Regions from separate parts of the Homo sapiens genome. Here all the other regions are linked to region 1. The links are chromatin contacts, found by Hi-C or POLR2A ChIA-PET in ENCODE. All regions are on one chromosome and are shown on one strand. Each heading gives the region's core, a stretch centred on a gene start or an enhancer-like site at or near the end of the contact. The rest is flanking DNA. Distances are from core to core; before and after follow the strand shown.

Region 1 (2,978 bases), core at 135-2,634:
CTAGCACAAAAGTCACCCAGGAAGTGAAGCCTTCCCACACTTTATCTGAGCTCAGAGTCCATGCCCCTCCTTTGCAAATGGCAAGACCACACGGCAAGCAGATGGATGACAGAGTCCCATGTGTCCATCTGTTCCAGTGGCCTGTGAGTACCTTAAGGGAAGACCCACTGCTATTCCTGGAATATAGCAGGTGCCCACAAAATATTTGATTTGTATGCTCTAAGCTCCCTCAACCTTGGGGGCCAACTTAGAACCCACTTTCTGTTGCCATTTTCCCTGTATCTTAAAAAGAGAGATGCATTCAGTCCACTAGATCCCCCATTCTGACCTCAGTTTCCAACCTGGCATCTGGAATACTGCTCCCTCCTACACCATGCCCCCTCTACCCCACTGTACCACCAGACCCACACCTTCTCCCATTGAACTCACACATAGCTCAGGGGAGCCTAATCTTTAAAAAACAGATCAAGCAGCTTGTAACAAAACCCTTCCAGCCCATCAGGGCAAAGTCTGAAGCCGCCACCTGGAACACCACACCTTCCAACCAGCCCCAGGCATGCACCCCTGTCCCCAGAACACTCTGAACTCTCAACCTTTGTCCCTTACCCTGGGCTCAGATGCTCCCTATCTGGGAGATTCCGCCCAACGCTCTGGTGAACCCATCTGTCCACCCTTCCTCCCACTACGACCACTCAGCTTTCTTTCATTTAGCCCAGTATGGAGCACCTACTGTGTGCAAGGCACCGGGCTACTGAGAAGCAGGTAACATACCTGCCCTTGCACTCTAAATGCAGAGAAGATAAAGAACAAGTACAAACAATGCTCTATATAGTTTATCAGGTGATGATGAGGGCACAAAAAGTGGGATAGATGGTTAGAGAAGGATTCCCTGAGGGGGTGACATTTGGCCCCTGAAAGAAATGGGGAAGTGCCCTGCTGGGAAAAGGGAATTCCAAGTCCGTCTCGAATACCGCCTCCTCCGGGAAGCGCCCGGGTCCCTGGGGTCCTCGCAACGCCGCCCTCCTACCCGGGGGTCTTGGCAGCGAACATGCGTGTCGACCCCAGCCCCCACCGCAGCCGCACACGGTGGGGCCGCCAGACGCGGGCAGGTGGGGCCGGAGCCAGCCAGGAGGGTGGAGAGGAGCTGCGGCCCCCGCGCTGACCCTGACTCGGAGCGTGCAGCTCGCCGACCGGCGCTGGGACTCCGGGCCAACGGGAAGAGGCGCCTACCCGCGGCATTCAGCGACCCCGGCTGACGCTCTCACCCGCGGTCCGGCCGGGACACCCATGCCCCTCTCCACGCCAGCGGGAAAGAGCGAGGGAGGCGCAGCACTCACCCGGTGGCCGCCGCCATGTTCGCCCGGCACCGGCGTCACGTGAAGTGCGGCGTCAGCTGAGCCCCTCCGGGTGCCAATGCATGGGGCGGGGTAAGGGCGGGGCAGGGGGCGGGGCATGGAGTCCTTGACCCACCTCCTCCAGAGCCAAATTCCACGGGACGGGAAGGGGCGGTACCTGGGGAAGGGCGGAGCCCCGATGGGGCGGGGCTCCCGGAGATTGGGGGCCCAAGAGCTCGGCCAGGATAAATGAGCGGGCTGCCGGCTGCAGACAGTAGGTCGGGTTAGCGGGCAGCATCTGCAGCCTTTTCGTGGTGGGAGGGAGGTCCTGAAGCAGAGGACATCTTGATTCTGGTTCAGTCCCCGATCTGGCGTACCAGCCCACCCGGGAGAAGAACACATAGGAATAAAGAAACCACGTGGGAGGAGAGGAGGGAGACTGACCCAGGCTAGGGTCGGGGCAGAGGTGGCGATTTTTGTTTAAGAAGGGAAAGGGCTTGAGCAAAGGCCGTGGGGCAACTGGAGGACTCTAAATGTGCAGCGTCCAGGAGAATGTGCGCGAGAGAGGGGCAGCCTAAGGGAAGCAAGGGCCAGACCCTGCGGGGCCTCCACTGTGGGGCCTATGAGTTAAGTCTGGTAGGATCTTTTCTAGGTTTCCTGGGCTGCAGAATGGAGAAGCTGGAGGAAGGGAAGCCAGGGAGGAGGGCAGGCGAGAAGTGGGCACAGCCGAGAAGGGTTTAGGAGGGAGAGTCTGCCAGAAGGCTTACTCCTCTGCCCCACTGGGCACTGGTACTGGGTGCAGAGTCCTGCAGAGAAGGTGTAGGGACCCTGCAGCAGACGCTGCCCTCCCTACTGCCAACAGAGTCAGGGCATTACAAGCACGGCCCAAATGCGTTGCACATGTGAGCTCATAGAAACCTCACCACAGCCCTATGAGGTCGAGACTATCTTTAAGTCTATTATACAGATGAGGAAACTGAGGCCAGAGAGTGCTCACACAGAGGCTGAGCTCATGAAGCCATACCCTGAGGAGTGACCTCACTGCCCCTGTGAAGGAAGGGGGCCCCACACTGTTGGGGGAGGGCGTCCCTGGCGCCAAGGGTGTACAGATGTGTGTGGTGTACAGATGTGTGTGGACAGGTGGATGGGTGGCCCAGGATAGGCGTGTGGGGCTCCTGACCCCACCCTGCAGCTGTCCCACAGCTGGAAGTGGCTTCTGATCAAAGGTTGTGGGTTGGGGGATGCTTCTTGTTTCTTTATCGAAACAAGGATGTGGGTCACCATGGCCAGGCTGGTGGGAGCCAGGGGCTATGACTGGAGAAGCAGCTTCTGTTTGTCCCCATGAAGCAGGGAGGAGAATAGGCCCCTTAAATAGGAGCAAGGGAGCCAGCCATAAGCAGGGTAGTGAAGGGCACGTGGCACAGTTACCTGGAAGCCCAGTACCATCCCTGCTGTCCTCATCTGTCAGGAGAGAGCTAATGGGGCCACCTCACAGGGCTGCTAGAGGGTTTTACACTCAAACCTGCAGGCACAGCCAGAGACCAAAGCTGCCAGGAGGAATGTGGCCCCTCCAGACAGCCCCTCCCACCTCCCGGTCCCAGATAAGGAAAACGAGAGCTAATGGAAGAGGGGGGGCCTCATCCC
Region 2 (2,978 bases), core at 133-2,632, 850 kb before region 1:
GACCCTTAGGCCACCTCAACACCAGTCCTCATGCCAGGCTGATCTCGAAACGTAACAGCTACTGCTCAGCAAAACGTGGTGGCTAGTGCCTGTAATCCCAACACCTTGGGAGGCCAAGACGAGAGCATGGCTTGAGTCCAGGAGTTCAAGACCAGCCTAGGCAACCTGCTAGACTCCATCTCTACAAAAAAAAAAAAAAAAAATTAAAAATTAGCCGTGCATAGTGGCATGCGCCTGTAGTCCCAGCTACTACAGAGGCTGAGGTGAAAGGATTGCTTGAGTCCAGGAGTTTGAGGCTGCAATGAGCTATGATGGCATCACTGCACTCCAGACTAGCCAACAGAGCCAGACCCTGTCTCAAAAAGAAAAAAACGAAAAGAAAGAAAAGAAAAAAAATATCCACTGCTCTACTCTTCGGCCAGTGGGAAGAGTGCATTTTTTAATCAAAATAGGGGCCTCTATCCATGAAACCCATCAACTTGTAAAATCTGAGCTCTCTGCAGCCTCACAGTCCCTCCAGCACTGCCAGCAGCCCTCGTTCCCTGCATGCTCTAAATCCTCAGCGAAGACCCGTCCCTTGCTCCCTCGCCCAGCACAGGCCGCGAGTGCCCACGTCCCCTGCACCTCGTGGGGCAGCCAAGGGGGCACCGCGTGGCTCGTGTGCTCCTGGGCAGTCCATTTTCAACCACAAGACGGAACAGACTCAGAATCCGGAACATCTCTCGGTGCTTAAGAGTTTTCCTTTAACAATCTTTACCTGTGGGAATGCAGAGACCCCCCCGCCCTGCGAGAGGCCGGCAGCCAGGGATTCCCCGCTCCGCGCCCTCATCACCCCCCGGAAACCACAACCGCTGCGCGCGCGGCTCGGACCCCCACCCGCCGCTCCCCTCCAGCAGACCCTAGGCCTCCGGGAAACCGCGCGGCGACCGCCCCGCGCCCCGCCAGATCCGAACCGCCGGACCCGGCACCCCGGCCACACCCGCCGGTGTCGACGCAGCGAGGCTCGGAGGGTGCATTCTCCGCGCCGACCGCTCCCCTCCTCCAGACCCGAGGGGCGGAGTGGGCAGGGCGCGCCGGCTGCGCACCGGGCACCCACCTGGGGACGCGGGGGCTGGGGCGGCGCGGGGCCACCTGGCGGACCCGGGAGCGGACTCCGGAGAGCAGGGAGCCCCTCCCCCCTCACTCTCCGGGCCCCGCCCGGCCGCCGCGCCCCGAGGCGCAGCCATCCCGCGGGAGGGGAGGCGCAGGAGGAGGCCAGCGCGAGGACACTTACTTAAAAGGCTACATCGCTTCATTCCCAGCCCATCCTGGGCGACGGCGGCACCTCCCTCGTCCGCTGCTGGGACCTCGATGCCCACCACCCTCGCGCGGCGATCTGGCCCTATAGCCCACCCCTTACTCCGCCGTGGGGCGGAGCCGCGCCACAGCTGACCCAATGAGAAACCGTCGTTTCCCAGAGTGACGTGTACGCAGAGCAATCATGGAGTCCAGCCCAGCCGGGGGCGGGGCTCAGGCGGCTCCCTACGCTTCCTACTCCAGCTGGCCCCGCCCCACGCCCGCAACTGCGCGTGCCCAGAACGTGAGGGGCGGGGCTGGGAGCCGGGCTGACACTAGAGGTGGGGTTAGCGCTTGGAAGCACCGACCAACGTGAGCGCAACGCGGCAGGGACACCTGACCCCGGCGGCGCCCAGCCCCTCGGATTGCCAGTCACTGCTCGCTTTGGGGCACGGAGGTGCCCAGTCCTGCGGGGCACCCGACGTCCTGTCGCCGACAGGGTCCGGGAGTCAGTATAGCTGGGTTCTAGTCCCATCACAGGCAAAAACTCCGCGGGAGCCTGGCCCGCTTTTTACCTGGGCCTCAGTTTCCCCATCCGTAAAATAGAACGGGTTGGATCTCCCGAGCGCTAACATTCCAGAACTCGGATGGGGCGAAGGGGAGGGAGGGATGGGCCACCCACACGTGACCTCCCCGCGTGGAGCCCCGCCTACCACTGATCCAGGGGGTGGCAGCTCCGGCCGGGACGAGCGGGGTGGGCGGGTCCTAGGAAACCCTACCCGGCCGCCCTTGGCAGCGCCTAAGGCGGAGCGCGCGGCTCTGCAGCCTGCTTGCCCCGGAGTTGGCACCCACGGAGGATGGGGACCGCACCCTCAGCTTCGCAGGGAGCCACCGTGGAGGCCAGGGCGGTGCAGAGACACGACGTGTGACTCGGAGTGCGCCTGGGGAGGATGGACGAGGGAGCGGGGGACCGCTAACGGGGCTCCCTCTGCGCGCCCCGTCCGCAGAGGCGCACGTCGAGGGTCCCGGGCGGGCTCCGTGGACGTTGGCGGTAGCGCCGAGCGAGTCACGGACCATGAAGAGCGTTCGTGCCGCGCGGCCCAAGGCCGGGATGGGGGTTAGCCACATCCTGCCGCGCTGAGGGGGAGGCTAACGGGCGCGGGCGGCCGGGCCCAGCCGGAGCCCACCGCGATGGCGAGGGAGGAGTGCAAGGCGCTGCTGGACGGGCTCAACAAGACGACTGCGTGCTACCACCACCTGGTGCTGACCGTCGGTGGCTCGGCGGACTCGCAGAACCTGCGGCAGGAGCTGCAAAAGACGCGCCAGAAGGCGCAGGAGCTGGCGGTGTCCACCTGCGCCCGGCTGACTGCTGTGCTGCGCGACCGGGGCCTGGCCGCCGACGAGCGCGCCGAGTTCGAGCGGCTCTGGGTGGCCTTCTCGGGCTGCCTGGACCTGCTGGAAGCGGACATGCGACGCGCGCTGGAGCTGGGCGCCGCGTTCCCGCTGCACGCGCCGCGGCGGCCGCTGGTGCGCACAGGTGTGGCTGGCGCCTCCTCCGGCGTGGCGGCGCGCGCGCTGAGCACCCGCAGCCTGCGGCTCGAGGCGGAGGGCGACTTCGACGTCGCGGACCTGCGGGAGCTGGAGCGCGAGGTCCTTCAGGTGGGCGAGATGATCGACAACATGGAGATGAAGGTCAACGTGCC
Region 3 (2,978 bases), core at 129-2,628, 610 kb after region 1:
CTCAGGGTTAAATGGATTAAGGGCGGTGCAAGATGTACTTTGTTAAACAGATGCTTGAAGGCAGCATGCTCGTTAAGAGTCATCACCATTCCCTAATCTCAAGTACCCAGGGACACACACACTCTGCCTAGGAAAACCAGAGACCTTTGTTCACTTGTTTATCTGCTGACCTTCCCTCCACTATTGTCCTATGACCCTGCCAAATCCCCCTCTGCGAGAAACACCCAAGAATGATCAATAAAAATAAATAAATAAAAAATAAATAAATAAATAAAAAAGAATATATTTTATTGGCTGGGCACGGTGGCTCGCACCTGTAATCTCAGCACTTTGGGAGGCTGAAGCGGGCGGATCACCTGAGGTCAGGAGTTCGAGACCAGCCTGGCCAACATGATGAAACCCCATCTCTGCTAAAAATACAAAATTATCTGGGAGTGGTGGCGTGCGCCTGTAATCCCAGCTACTTGGGAGGCTGAGGCAGGAGAATCGCTTGAACACGGGAGGCGGAGGTTGAGCCGAGATCGCGCCACTGCACTCCAGCCTAGGCAACAAGAGTGAAACTCTGTCTAAAAATATATTTTTTTAAATTTGTTTTGTATCAAGAAAAAAATACGAAAACATAACTTTATTGTAGCAATCTAATGCAGGTGTCTTTTAAAACTATCTTTTATTTCCAGATGGGACTTGGGAATTTCTTTGTTTTATTTTTTAAATACATTATCTTTCACAAACTCGGGGAGGAACAACTGTTTTTTAACCAAAAACTCCTCACCCAGGAACAAGCAAACTGCCTGAGAGCTGCATCTATTTTGCAATAGTGCCCCTGAAGCGCGCACGACGCCGCAGGGTAGGCGTCCCGCTCCTGACTGGACTCGTGGCACGGTCCTAAATTTGCAGAGGGACCCAGGGAGGATCAACCCACTCGACACTGGCAATGTCCCCACCTTCCCTAGCTGCAAACTGAAACCAGCAGCCGAGCCTCCCGCTCTAGAGGCGCGGCGAGGGGCGTGGCCGCGGCTGGGGTGGGGCTAGGGGCCGGGTCGTGCCCCCCGAAACTGGGCCGTGCCCCCCGCCCACCTCACTGCGCCTGCGCCCGAGGGCGCGGGGCAGGCTGGGAAGTAGCGTTAAGGTGGTGGTTGGGTGCTTTGCGGGTCACTTGTTGCGCTGCCCGCACGTTTGTCGCGGCTCCTGGATGCCTCTTTGGCCGCCTCGCCTGTTCCGGCTCTCTTATCTGCCCAGTCTTCCCGGCCCCTGCCCCGGACCCTCCTGCGCGCCCCTCCGGCTGCCTGTGTGCGACCCCAGCAACCGGCCCGGGGTCTCGCCGGCGCCGTCAGGTCATCGTCCACCCGGCTTGTTCTCAGCTTACCGAGAACGCCCCAGCCCCTGCGCTCCTCCTGTCTTACTTGTGTTGAGTCATTTAATCCGCTTTGCAATTGAGACATTGAAACGGAGACGCTCAGGAACGTGCTTCAGGTCACAGATCCAAGATGAGTTAGGGCCTGGAATTGAGTCGGGCTGCCTGCCACCATTCCACCTTGCATGTCACACCTGGACGAATACCCTGTGCTTCACCTAAATTCGCCTAAATTTTCACTATTTCTTTTTATTTTCTTTTCTTTTTTTTTTTTTTTCTTGATACAAGGTCTTGGTAGCCCAGGCTGGAGTATATTGGCGTGACCAGAGCTAGCTCACTGGAGCTTTGAACTCCTGGGGCTCAAGTGATTCTCCCGCCTCAGACTCCCAAATAGCTGAGGCTACAGGCGCAGGCCACTACACCCGGCTAATTATGACATTTTTGTAGAGGGGGCGGTCTCACTATGTTGCACAGGCTGGTCTCCAACTCCTGGGCTCAAAAGATCTCCCACCTCGGCCTCCAAAAGTGCTGGGATTACCGGCGTGAGCCACCGCATCCGGCCTGTTCACTATTTCTTTTTTCTTGACTTTCTTCTTTTTTTTTTTTTTTCGGAGGCAGAGTCTCACTCTGTCGCCCAAGCTGTAATGCAGTGGCGCAATCTCGGCACACTGCAACCTCTGCCTCCCGGATTCGAGTGATCGCCTCAGCTGGGATTACAGGTGCCTGCCACCACGCCTGGCTAATTTTTGTACTTTTAATAGAAACAGAGTTTTGCCATAATGGCCAGACTGGGCTTGAACTCCCGACCTCAAGTGATTCACCCTCCTCGGCCTCCGTAAGTGCTGGGATTACAGGTGTGAGCCACTGCGCCTGGCCTGTACACTATTTCTTAATCCCTGCCAGGGCGGTGTTATCTTTGCAGCTGAGAGTTCTAAGTGACTTGACAAAGGACACTAGCGCAACTTTAATAGCAAAGCCTGGGCCATTTCCACCACCACATGTGTGGCCTGTGTTCTTTCCCACACCTTTTAAAATTTTAAACAGCCTTATTGAAGTGCTGGTGTAAAGCCTGTACATATTTAAAGCATACAGTTTGCCTTTTACATATGTGTGTATACATCCCTGAAACCACCACCACAATCAAGAGAATGAACATAAAAGTTTCCTTCTGCTCATTTATAATCCTTCCTCCCAGTCACAGCCTACCGTATCAGTCCCTCAGATAACAGTGAATCTGCTTTTGGTCACCGTGGATTAGTTTGCGTCCTGTAGAATTATATGTTAAGGAATCATATACTATCTGCTTTTTCTCAGGGTAGAGGACAGTTACTGAGGCCAAGGGGTCACTTCATGATGAGCATAGAGGCCAATACTATGGCATGAGATTTTGAGAAAAGGAAAGCTTTATTGCCAGTTGACCAGCAAGGAGACAGGAGGCCAGATCAAGTCTATCTCCCCATGCTGGCCTTAAGGCAGTACATTTATTAGGAAGGTTTAGGGGATGAGTTAGGGATCAACAGGTAGAAAGAAAGGGGAGGTCTGGAAAGTCCTTGGGCATGCACAGTTGTCTCTTGATGGGTTGCATGTGCAAATCCAGGATGCGAGAGTGAATATGGAACATGCT
Region 4 (2,978 bases), core at 177-2,676, 550 kb before region 1:
TTAGCCAGGCATTGAGACTTGGCAGAGTGTGAGGCAAAAAATAAAATAAATAAAAAATACCTAGGTGTGGTGGTGCACACCTGTAGTCCCAGCTACTCAGGAGCCTGAGGCAGGAGGATCACTTGAACCCAAGAGGTTGAAGCCACAGTGAGCTATGATCATGCCACTGTACTCCAGCCTGGGCATCAGGACAAGACCCTGTCTCTAAAACTAAATTAAATAATAAATAAATATAAGAATCCCCTTGGCTGCTACGTGGAGAATGGACCTAGGGGAAGGGCGAGAGTGGAAGCAGAGAAACCAGTGAGGATCTGCCGCAGCAGTCCAGACAGATGCTGGAGGCCGGGGTGTGGGTGGAGATGGGAACAGCTGGCAGATGTATGTAGTGGGTATATCGGATGGGACTTGCTGATGGGGTGTACATGGTGGGTGGAGGAGGGAAAAATGAAGAATGGCTATATCCAGCAGTGCAGCAGGTGTACGTCGTCCAGGAGTTAACTCCGGGCACGGGGACGAATGCTACAGGGGAGGCAGGGTGCTCCTGTCCAACTGTGGCCGACCCTGGGGCAGAAGATTGTTAACGCCGGGCACAGTGGCTCACGCCTGTGATACCAACACTTTAGGAGGCTAAGGAGCTCAAGACCACCATAGGAACATAGCAAGATCCCTGTTTCCACAAAAATATTGAACAATTAGCCGGGAGTAGTGGCGCGCGCCTGTAGTCTCAGCTCCTCGGGAGGCTGGGGTGGGAAGATCGCTTGAGCCCAGGAGTTCGAGGATGCAGTGAGCTATGATCGCACCACTGCACTCTAGCCTGGGCGACAGAGCGAGACCCTGTTTCTTAAAAAAAAAAAAAAAAGTTTAGAACACGAAAAATCAAGGCTTCCTCAACTGAAAACCACTTTCTCTTGTGCCGCCCCCTTGACTGGATCTCAGGCCAAACCCCAACCCGCCCCAACACTTTACCCCTAATTCCCGGCCCCACAGAGCCCCACGCGCGGCGGGCGAGCATCTACTTACGAAATGACTCCTGCGGCCTCTCCGAAATCCCAGGAGCATCCTTGCAGCGCGAGGAGAATGGACCGGGGCCTGGACTCATCAGCAGATCTATCCACAGCCAGGGACCACTCCCTAAAGCCCGCCGCAGGCCCAGCCCTCACGCTTTCTCTTCGCAATGGACTTTGCAGCAACCACGTCGGCCATTGGCTCAGCTCGGCCCTCGACCAATCAGAGCTAAGGTTACTTCCACACCGGTCGTTCTTGGCAACCAGTGGGTACCGTTCAAATCCCCGCCAGGGCGGAAACGTCCGCCCTTATCCGTTCTCTTATTGGTCAGGTTAGACGTCCATTTCTGACGCCACAGCCTATCCGGCGCTGCGGGAGGCGGAGGGCGGGCTGGATGAAGGACTGGGCGAGCACCGAGGGCGTGAACCCGGAAGGTGGCGCGGCCACCAGTAACATGATCTCTAGACTGGGACGGTGGGGTTCCTGCCGGCTGTATTCGGGCCTTGGACTGGACTGAGAAGCTACGGTGCGGATCCAGCTGGGGTATCAGGGGCTAGGCACGTGATGAAAATGAAGGACGCGGACACCAGGACAGGAATCTCCTGGTTCTTAGAGAATTTATTTCGCCACAAATAATTGGCAAACGGGATCTCGCTGTATTGCTCAGGCTGGTCTCGAACTCCTGGGCACAAGCGATCCTCACGCCTCAGCCTTGCCCAATGTTGGGATTACAGACGTGAGCTACCATGCCCAGCCCAGGATTCTTTTAAAACTTAAATCTGATCGTGCCTCTGGCCTTATTGGAATCCAATGCCATTACCACCTCCACCACCACACATCCCGTCTCCAGCCACCCTGGCCTTCATTCAGGCCTTTGTGTTTTCTTTTTCTTTTCTTTTTTTTTTTTTTTTTTGAGACGAGTCTTGCTCTGTCGCCCAGGCTGGAGTGCAGTGGCGCGATCTCGGCTCACTGCAACCTCCGCCTTCCGGATTCAAGCAATTCTCTGCCTCAGCCTCCCAAGTGGCTGGGATTACAGGTGCCCACCACCAAGCCCGGCTAATTTTTTTGTATTTTTAGTAGAGACGCGGTTTCACTATCTTGGCCAGGCTGGTCTTGAACTCCTGACCTTGTGATCCACCCGCCTCGCTCGGCCTCCCAAAGTGCTGGGATTACAGGTGTGAGCCACCGCGCCCAGCCTGTGTTTTCTTATTAGTAATTATAAAGGGAATCTTATTTGACAGTTCTTTGACAAATAATTCAGTTTGCAGAGGGGATCCTGCCCCAGAGGCCCTGGCTTGGAGTGGAATGCAGGGCCGTGTGCAGGAGAGCCTGCTCAAGTGCCGCCTGGCTTTTCCCTCCTTAGGTGGAGACCATCCATGGAAAAGAACCCCCCTGATGATACGGGCCCCGTGCACGTGCCTTTGGGGCATATTGTGGCCAATGAGAAATGGCGCGGGTCACAGCTGGCGCAGGAGATGCAAGGTCGGTGGCCTGCCCTCTGCCAGCCCTTTCCTCCCCTGACATATTAAAAAAAAAAAATCTGCCTATTATTGCCATCTTTTCATCCAAAGCTTATGGAACTCATTTTCTTCTCTGTATTTTAAGGGAAAATTAAGCTCATTTTCGAGGATGGCTTGACACCAGACTTTTATCTGTCGAACAGATGCTGCATTCTTTATGTCACCGAAGCTGATTTGGTGGCAGGAAATGGCTACAGAAAGAGGCTTGTTCGGGTTAGAAATGTAAGTATTAGGCTGGGTGCTGTGGCTCACGCCAGTAATCCCAGCACTTTGGGAGGCCAAGGCGGGTGGATCACCTGAGGTCAGTAGTTGGAGACCAGCCTGGCCAACATGGTGAAACCCTGTCTCTGCTAAAAATACAAAAATTAGCTGAGTATGGTGGCGCACGCCTGTAATCCCAGCTACTAGGGAGGCTGAGACGGGAGAATTGCTTGAGCCTGGGAGGCAGAGGCT

What was found. A loop is a pair of places that touch in the nucleus more often than their neighbours do. ChIA-PET counts read pairs that join two places held with the same protein, here RNA polymerase II (POLR2A). Pooled maps may share reads with other maps.
Region 2: a loop to region 1 is called in a map of ascending aorta, with 4 times the contacts of the local background. The contact joins the promoter of ANKRD27 here to the promoter of PEPD in region 1. A Hi-C loop is called at or near these places in 1 of 168 maps with a recorded cell type or tissue (ascending aorta), 1 of 37 single-sample maps with no recorded cell type and 14 of 50 pooled maps. POLR2A ChIA-PET finds 5 or more read pairs at or near these places in 1 of 52 experiments (activated CD4-positive, alpha-beta T cell).
Region 3: a map of CD4-positive, alpha-beta T cell shows a loop between it and region 1 (4-fold over the local background). The contact joins the enhancer-like site here to the promoter of PEPD in region 1. A Hi-C loop is called at or near these places in 1 of 168 maps with a recorded cell type or tissue (CD4-positive, alpha-beta T cell), 4 of 37 single-sample maps with no recorded cell type and 15 of 50 pooled maps. POLR2A ChIA-PET finds 5 or more read pairs at or near these places in 1 of 52 experiments (Caco-2).
Region 4: a loop to region 1 is called in a map of ascending aorta, with 6 times the contacts of the local background. The contact joins the promoter of FAAP24 here to the promoter of PEPD in region 1. A Hi-C loop is called at or near these places in 3 of 168 maps with a recorded cell type or tissue (CD4-positive, alpha-beta T cell, aorta and ascending aorta), 5 of 37 single-sample maps with no recorded cell type and 18 of 50 pooled maps. POLR2A ChIA-PET finds 5 or more read pairs at or near these places in 1 of 52 experiments (activated T-cell).

What each region holds. Positions count from the first base shown.
Region 1 is chr19:33,520,407-33,523,384 of GRCh38, forward strand. PEPD (peptidase D) reads right to left here and starts at 1,385. Exons shown (of 15, transcript NM_000285.4): 1 at 1,338-1,385. The coding sequence starts at 1,354. LOC105372370 (a long non-coding RNA gene) reads left to right here and starts at 1,528. Exons shown (of 3, transcript XR_935918.3): 1 at 1,528-1,608. RefSeq lists enhancers at 686-1,649, 1,650-2,612 and a silencer at 1,395-1,594.
Region 2 is chr19:32,673,798-32,676,775 of GRCh38, forward strand. ANKRD27 (ankyrin repeat domain 27) reads right to left here and starts at 1,383. Exons shown (of 29, transcript NM_032139.3): 1 at 1,274-1,383. RGS9BP (regulator of G protein signaling 9 binding protein) reads left to right here and starts at 2,051. Exons shown (of 1, transcript NM_207391.3): 1 at 2,051-2,978. The coding sequence starts at 2,467. RefSeq lists silencers at 868-917, 938-1,667, 2,238-2,297 and enhancers at 1,311-1,930, 1,818-1,927, 2,698-2,747.
Region 3 is chr19:34,133,458-34,136,435 of GRCh38, forward strand. No RefSeq gene overlaps it. Among named protein-coding and RNA genes, the nearest start is that of LSM14A, 38 kb to the right of the region's middle. RefSeq lists a silencer at 902-1,311 and an enhancer at 1,295-1,830. Within about 2 kb of position 1,379, at least 38 of the 41 ENCODE cell types and tissues checked have a DNase peak (open chromatin) inside an H3K27ac peak, as active enhancers do; they include CD4-positive, alpha-beta T cell, where a contact is called at or near this core.
Region 4 is chr19:32,970,816-32,973,793 of GRCh38, forward strand. FAAP24 (FA core complex associated protein 24) reads left to right here and starts at 1,427. Exons shown (of 5, transcript NM_152266.5): 1 at 1,427-1,531; 2 at 2,369-2,487; 3 at 2,611-2,747. The coding sequence starts at 2,382. CEP89 (centrosomal protein 89) reads right to left here and starts at 1,143. Exons shown (of 19, transcript NM_032816.5): 1 at 1,021-1,143. The coding sequence starts at 1,059. RefSeq lists enhancers at 951-1,170, 1,551-1,600 and a silencer at 1,281-1,410.